Linked DNA regions of Mus musculus: region 1 is linked to region 2. A link is a loop called in an ENCODE intact Hi-C map of the cell type or tissue named here. Cell type or tissue: left cerebral cortex. All regions are shown on one strand. Region 1 overlaps Macrod2 (mono-ADP ribosylhydrolase 2). Region 2 overlaps Macrod2 (mono-ADP ribosylhydrolase 2).

What was found. Hi-C counts contacts between places; a loop is a spot of excess contacts. Peaks named below come from ENCODE experiments on the same cell type or tissue, not always from the same donor. Only the 100,000 strongest peaks of a DNase experiment are listed, where the experiment ranks them.
Region 1: it touches region 2 in a loop (5-fold over the local background); 5 of 42 quality-filtered maps call a loop at or near these places.

The regions. Positions count from the first base shown.
Region 1 is chr2:140,659,232-140,663,231 of GRCm38, forward strand. All of the region lies in intron 3 of Macrod2 (mono-ADP ribosylhydrolase 2), which reads left to right. Flrt3 (fibronectin leucine rich transmembrane protein 3) reads right to left here. Exons shown (of 3, transcript NM_178382.4): 3 at 1-2,520. The coding sequence starts at 2,475. The coding sequence ends at 526. Among named protein-coding and RNA genes, the nearest start is that of Flrt3, 10 kb to the right of the region's middle. In left cerebral cortex, no CTCF peak of the experiment used is centred here; no DNase peak of the experiment used is centred here.
Region 2 is chr2:140,533,047-140,537,046 of GRCm38, forward strand. All of the region lies in intron 3 of Macrod2 (mono-ADP ribosylhydrolase 2), which reads left to right. Among named protein-coding and RNA genes, the nearest start is that of Gm23846, 94 kb to the left of the region's middle. In left cerebral cortex, no CTCF peak of the experiment used is centred here; a DNase peak (open chromatin) is centred at 1,715.

The DNA of each region.
Region 1 (4,000 bases), 130 kb after region 2:
TAATACAAATTTAACCATTGGAACATTATTTCATAACTAGTTTTTAAAATTTATTTTGTCATCCAGCCAGGTTTCTTTTTTTTTTTTCTTTTTACATTGTATTAATACCAAAGTGAAAAACGGCCTGTGCTTATACTACAAGGGTCTCATGTGAACGCAGTCCTGATTGTTCAACACAGCGGGAAAATTCACTTTCACAGTCAACAAGTCATCTTACTCAGTAGAACACAAAGTAAATGGTTTATAACTTCAATATCTGCAAGGAAAATACAGTACAAATTACTAAAAAATACTAAAATATAGAATTGTGTTCAGGCATCCCCACTACATCAACCGCAGCAGCAACCTGAAATCTGAAACTTTTAATAAAAAGTTCTTAAATATAAATTATATGGCAAATGTACAGTACATTGCTTCTCTCAGTCTCTTTTCCAGTGTTTTGCAGTAGAACAGAGTTCCTACCATCACCTTTCTTAGGTTTTTTAAAAAAAAACCCGGAACAGTCTGGTGTGGGACCTCCTTGCATCATGAGTGTGAGTGGTCCGAGTCTGGGATGCCACTGTCTCTGTAGCTCCGGTTACTACTGCTCTCACTGAGGTTGTTCTTGTACAGATTCATCCCATTCGGAGGAAATATGGTGTGTATTACAAACTCCTCCTTGGAGATGGGTTCATTGCTTATCGGTAGCATCTGGAAAGAAGTTTCCCTGATTTCCAGGATGGAGTTGTCTTTCTTAGTACCGGCTTCTGCATAGTCATCCTTTCTCCTCCGCCCTTTGCTGTACGCACAGTTCCGTGAAAACAGTGACCCGTTCCTATGCACATACCAACACACCAAAGCAAGGAGGGCGATGCTTACCAGGGCCACAGCCCCACCAATGATGGCAGCCAAAGGTAAATTTGGATTTTTGTAAGGTTCTTTCTCTTGCTCTCGATTGAGGGTGGTTGTGGGGTTGTACATTCGAAGAGGGGCAGTTTGGGTCTCAATACAAACAGGTGTTTCATCAAACAGGTAAAGGTTACTGGTTTCCATGGGAACCATGCATACTCTATAGGGTGATTCAGGTTCTAGGGCGGTGACCAAGTATTCACTGCGTTCTCCTGTTACGATTGTTTCTGTTATAGATCCAAAGGCTGGGCTATGGCCCAGTTTAAGCCAGCTGAGTCGCAGAGCAGTCATAGGCAGAGCAAGTCTCCAGGATATGTGGATTGTGTCAGGGGTGACAGATTTCACAGTAATTAAAATTGTTTTCCGTGAGGGGCTGCCTGTAGTTCGCTGATCCTTAATGAGCTTGGGGTTTTTAATATCTGGTTGTTTGGTCACAGGAGCTGGCCACTGTCCTTGAGCAGGATATGCTGTGTTGGGTATTGCAGTGGTTATCTGAATGGTGCTCACAATCCCACTGTCTTTACAATCAAACAGTTCTGCACTGAGGTCCTTGATAGCCATTCCACGGACCTTTTCTGGGGCTTGGCACATGAGCCCACGCACATTGACCTTCACCGGTAGCGACTGTAACCAGTCTCGTACCCATTTCATCTTGCATCCACAATACCAAGGATTGTTGCGAAGAATCAGTTGGGTTATATTGTCCAAATCATCAAAGATACCCTGAGGTAAATTGCTTAGGTTATTATTAGACATATCGAGTCGATACAGCTGCCTTAAATAAGAAAAAGCATTTGGGGGTACCCGGTTGATATGGTTGTCTTGAAGGTAAAGCTTCCTCAGGCTTGTGCCGGGAAGGTTCACTGGCGCTGCTGTCAAGGAATTCCTCACCAGGGACAGCTCTGTTAAGTTTACTAAGTTGAAGAAAACTTTGTCACCCAAACCATGGTTGTTCAACAAGTTTCCATCTAAAACCAGGCGTTTCAGGCTTGTGAGACCATGAAGTGATGGGGAAGAGATCGTTGATATGCGATTGTCATCCAGGCGTAATTCCTCAATAGTCCTGGGCAAGCCCCCCGGGATTGTGCTAAGGTGGTTACGGGACAGAAAAAGCAGCCGCAGATAGTTACTGTCTCGAAATGCTCCCTCTTCGATGCTAACAGCCGAGACTGAGTTATCATCCAAGTGTAACTCTTCCAGATACGGAATTTTCGAAAGTGAATCATAGGTGATAGTCCTTATGTTATTCTCTTGCAAATGTAACTCTTTGACATACTTTGGAAGGTTGGTAGGGAATTCATCTAAACTGTTGTGGTATAGGTATATTCTTTGTACTTTCAGCAAGTTCTTCAAATCGGAAGGAATCCCAACATTGTTTATTTGGTTGTTCTGAAGGTAGAGTGTTGTAGCATCCTCCGGAATTCCCACTGGAATGGATGTCAGAGAGCGATCGTTACAGTAAATGAAGCCTGCGTCACAGCGACATACAGATGGACAGGATTTAGCCACAACTGACAGAGGTGCCACTTGGAAGAACAGCCCAATTTTAGTCCCGATGAGGAAGAGGCTCCAGGCTGGGCTGATCATGGTCAGCAGTGTTGAGGTCTTTATTATAGCAGGTAGCTTCTGTTACTACAAGAGAGTGAGAAACAAGAAAAAACAATTAGGCCAGAATACTGAAGTGTCTTAAGAACAGATGTGGAAACGAAGATATCTATAACCAATTACAGTATATCAATTTTCAGAGAGGAGCACCCTGGGTTCATTGCTGTCTACCAACAAGCACATTCATATAATTTCTTTATCCTGAGTGTCTTTGGAATATACGTTAACATGTTTAAATCTACTTTATTTTAAAATGGTTAATATAATTAAATAGTCAAAATATTTTAAATTATTTATATCCAATTCAGATAGTCATGAAGCTTATCAAATTTCTAACTTTTAATATTTATAGAAACTTCTTAGAGGAATATATATGTGTGTGTGTGTGTGTGTGTGTGTGTGTGTGTGTGTATGCACATGCCAGTATTTTCTGTCTCCTTTGGCAAATATCATAAAATATAGAAATATGTAATGAAAAACATCTATGTTTTTACTCTCCTAGAATAGTTAGCTACACATCTCTTGAGTTCTTTAATCTCAGTAAAGCCAAGCATTTTCTTTGGTTATTAATATTATTTAATATTAATATTAGATATTGTTTGAAAGGCATTTCTGGGAAGAAAATAAGAAGGAATAGTTCACTTACTTTAGGGGAGGAATTGTAGAACTCATATGTGGAGTTGGTGAGAATGGAAAATTTCATTTTCTGCTAACCTTTTCTCCCTGTACCTATTTTGTCATACTTAGTGCTGCATGCTTTAGTAACTTGATCCAGACTTTGTTTTTTGTTTCAAAACATGTTTTAACAGTGAATTTATCAGTCTTCAAATTCTAAGCCAGAATGATTCAAGTTTTCCCATGGGCTAAAGAATTACAGATTGATGTAGGTATACTATGTGTTATTCTGTCTTCTGTAAGTCTAGGTATTAAGCAGCCTTTATAATTTTAGGCACGGAAATAAAATAGCTTAATATTTTTCCTACCTTATTGAACGATGTAAGAAATTTGGGTGACAGTCCAATGCACATATGTTACTTTCTTGGTGAGGGGCTGGGACTTTAAAACTCTTTAGTCCTTGGCAATGTTCTTCACTGTTTATTCAAGTAATTCTATGCCGCACACACCTTCGGATCAGGCTCGCTGCTGCCAATGAACATTCCAGCTGTAGTTCAGCATGGTGAGCAAGCTCATTAAAGTGGGGGCCAGAAACAATTCAGCCTCCAGTTACTATGTAGGACACATGGTTTCCTATTTGTTTTTTGTTTTTGTTTTCTCTTTCTGATAGTTTCAATGTGGTGGCTCTTTTTGTATAGCTTATTTCCCTCAGTTGAAACTGCCCTCTTTGAAATTCTTATTGGCTCTTCTGTGCAATGTGGTCAGAGATAGTAACTTCAGATCCTCATGAAGAAAGCCATTCATGATGCTAAGGCCTGTGTAGTAATAGGTTTTCCAGGCTGTTACCCCCTCCCTTTATTCCCATCCAGGATTATCCAAGTATAAACTCTGT
Region 2 (4,000 bases):
TGTACACATGAGAGATTTGAGTGCACTTGTAGAATTTAAATTGAAATGCTAATGAGATTCTGACAGCCAGAAAAAACAACACAGCCTACATTTTCATCTGTTTTATTAAAGTCATTATTTAACTGGAAAAACACATTATTTAGAGCTGTTTATTTGTGTGGCATTTGTAATTCAGCTCTTAAATTTTATCCAATTAAAGTGCCTCTCATTCCATTTCACTTAATGTAGCAGACTGTATTGTGCATTCATCTTCTTCCCGGTTTCATTCAGTCGTACTGATAGTAACTCGGGTGCATGAATGCATTGGCTTTTCTCTCCAAGTGCTTACATGTATTGCTTCATGCTGAAGTGATGTTACGATGACATCTTTATTTTTCACTTGTAGTAAATCCAATGAAATTTCATGGTAGATTATCACACAAGACTATTTATTGTTATTTCACACTTTGGCTATGTTGGATATTGCTCTAGGATCCCGAAAATGTGAAAGTAAAGAAAAAAAAAATCAAAATGTAACAAATTTCATAAGCAATAAGTAGATCTTGAAGGTGATTGAACATAAGGCTCTAAAATAGTTATTATTCCAACAAAGTTCCTCAATGCCTTAGAGCACAGGCTGCCTTTTAAAAAGACGTGCTTATTATCTGTTTGCACGTTTTTCTCTCTAGTTTTCTCACAGCTCCTTTGAACAAAGCCTTTTTGTGCATGTTTGAGATTTTCCAATTAGGGTGGCCTTTGCCGGTCCACTTGTTTTCTATCTACTTCTCAGATGGGATAAGTGTATTTGAAGTGATTGAGATGTAGATTTTTATTTATGCACGTGAAACTCAGTACAATTATAGAACGAGATAGTCCGGCAGAATTTCAGAATTTCGGAATTGCGTGCTGCTAGCTGAGATCAAGCCTGCATTGGAATGTAGATGCTGAGGGAGGGTCTGGAAGACAATGTGCCTTCTTGAGAAGTCAACTTCCAGGGTGAGGGTGAAATATGTGAGCCCCAAACTGGACAGACGTCATCTTGAATATCAAATTCTGGTTTGAACTGTTTTATATTATTAGGTTGTATTTGTGTTTAAACTGCCTGGTGATGCTTTTATGAAAATCTGTGGTAAAATAAACTCTCCTACTATAAAAACACTCAGTTAATATTCTATGAATAAATCTCTGTACTAACTTGAAACCGAACCAGTGACTTCTGGGTTTCAGATATTAGTATAAAGATTCTCTCAAGGGTGTTCCATTACTTAGCATTGAGTGATTTCAATACAGAACTTTATCTTATTCTCCAAAGTGTCTTCTAAGAAGCAGATACTGCATGTATCAGAATGGAGAGTGACTTCAGTACTCAGGAGGCAAAGTCTGTACTAACTCTGGTGCTTAGGAGCACTTGGCTATGGCACTGAGCTTCTTTAGGGTTAGTTCCCTCTCTACAAATGGAGAGGTTTGGGATAGCCTACCTTTAAAACACCACTGGCTTTTTAAGATATATGATTGTAATTTTTTGATTTATCAGGGAAGCCAGAACACATGTTTTTTAGCAAGATTCTGTTTAGCTTGTCTTCATATCTTAATATTGTGTCCCTGAATACTTTTGAAGATGTAATGCTTGTGCTGACCATAGAAAGATGCAGTATACTTACAGAAGCCAGCACTTTCTTATCCACGCTAACTTAAGTTTGTGGAATCTTCACCCTCCCCCGACTTCATCTTTAAATTTGTCACCTTGCAATGAATATCTAAGTAGAGCTGCAGAAAAATAGTGGGTGTGACTCTCACTGTCAGCCTGGCAGGCAACTTCCTCTAGTGCCTTGTGTTATTCACTCACTGCCTCATGTTCCTATTGAAAAATTAGAAGTTATTAGTCCATAGGAAGGAGTGTCATTTCATCCTGATTTTTTTTTTAACTTTTAAATATCATGAAGTTGAGAGAGACGGTCTCCATGTACATGGAGATTTGATGTTCTAGGGTGGGGAAATACCCAGAGGGCCCCGCTGCTCAGAGGAGAAGGGATGGGTAGTGGGGGAGGAGATGGGGTAGTGGGGGAGGGACCAGGGAGGGGATGATTGGGAGATAGGGAGGGGGCAGTGAGCAAGATGTAAAGTGAATATGTAAAATAATAATAATAATAATAATAATAATAATAATAATAATAATTTTTAAAAGCTATAGGTGTAGGTAAGGCCAGAGATATAACCCATGAATACAACTCTGGGATGGGTATATAAGAAATACATGGCAAACAGTACAGTGGACCCTATTTGATAAGGACTTGTGTCACTGGCAAATTGCGTGTGATTGGAGACCAATGAACAATAATATGTTACCAGTGTCTTGGTCTGCTTTGCCTTACTAAAATGGAATATCACAGGCTGGAAAATTTATCAAAATATTTATTGCTATTCTGGAGACTGGGAAGTTAAAGATGGAATGCAGAAATTGAGGAAGGCCTTTTTATTCCATCATCCATGGCAGAAGGGCAAGAGAGAATATGTAAGAGAGAAAGCAAAGTCTGGGCTAATTTCAGATTTCTAACTCTCATGGCAAACCTACTCCTATCATAATGGCACTACTACATTCATGAGGGCCTAACAAGAGGTTAATACCACTGCACTGGAGATTAAGTTTCCAGCACATGAACTCTGGGGGACATATTTAAAATAAAGCACATGTGTGGATACAGGAAAATAGAAGATACATAGTGGGTGTGTCTTAGTATATGCAAAGAAAGTGATTAGAGCCTTAGTGTTAGTAAGTAGGATAGATTCAGGAAGCGGTATTGGTACTGACAATACTGTAGAAAATGATAGGACAATCCCAGCTAAGCATACTGTTGCTGTATTGGCATCTTCACTTGTGATTCGTGAAGAACAAGCTAGAGGATCTGATGTGACAGTGAGGCCCGCAACAATCAGATGATGCCAGTGTTCGCATTCTCATGAGACGTACTTGAACATTTATGAGAACTGTTTCACAACATCTCAGGTGCTGAGGACCAACCCCAGCAATGGCTGGCTGTAAGAGTGCTTCTTTATGTATACAGAGCTCAGTAGGCAAGGATGGATTCATGTTGCTCCAAAACATAGATCATATCGTTTTATGTTAAGACATATGTTTTAACTTCCCCTTGGTTATAAGTTTAGCCATCATTGATAAACAATGATAAAACAGTTATGTTTTACAATCATTTTCCTCATCAACCTCATAACACAACTTTTAAGAATCTTGTGGCATAATTTGACAAAGCATAATAGCCCTTTCTTAGGCTGGTAACTCTTGAAGTTTCAAGGGCACTAGACAGAAAATTTCCAAGCCAGCCTGGGCAGATTGCCATGTCCCAAACAGTGTATTATCAACTTTTACTGGTCAGAGTGTTAATTGTCATTAGGTCCAAGAAAAATCTTCAAGCCAAAAACTGCTGCAGTTATTATTCAATTTCTGGCACAATACAATGTTTATATCCTTATAAGATTTATTTATATGTCCAGTCTTGGTATTCTTTTATTCCTTGGTCATAGGACACCACAGCGGTCCTTCATGAGCTAACTTTTTCAAGAAAGGGAGTCTTGATTCTTTATTTTTTTATCATTTATCCACACCATCCTTTGTTCATCAGTATAAGGCCATGTGTAGGGAAGAGATAACTCTAGCCAACCTAACTGTGTTGCTGTATCTTTTCCTCAAGGAGCATACTGTATTCAGCCACTAATCTTATATGCCACACAATTGCTTGAGCATATAGCAACATGAGGCTTTTAATCTGATCAGCTGCCAACCCCTCTAGCTCTCCCCGTCTTGTTTACCTTTTTAAGATAACTTTGTTCTGATTTTCTTGCTCCTGTTCCTGAGTAAGTACAGGGGCAGATGTTCCAAGATATTTTGGAGTCAGAGCCTCATAAGGAGATCCCTGGTGTTTGAGTCACAACCCCCAGGGCATAAGGAACACTTTTAAGCAGGGCTAGGTAAGGATATTTCTGTAAAAGTGGGAGGAGTAGCATGCTC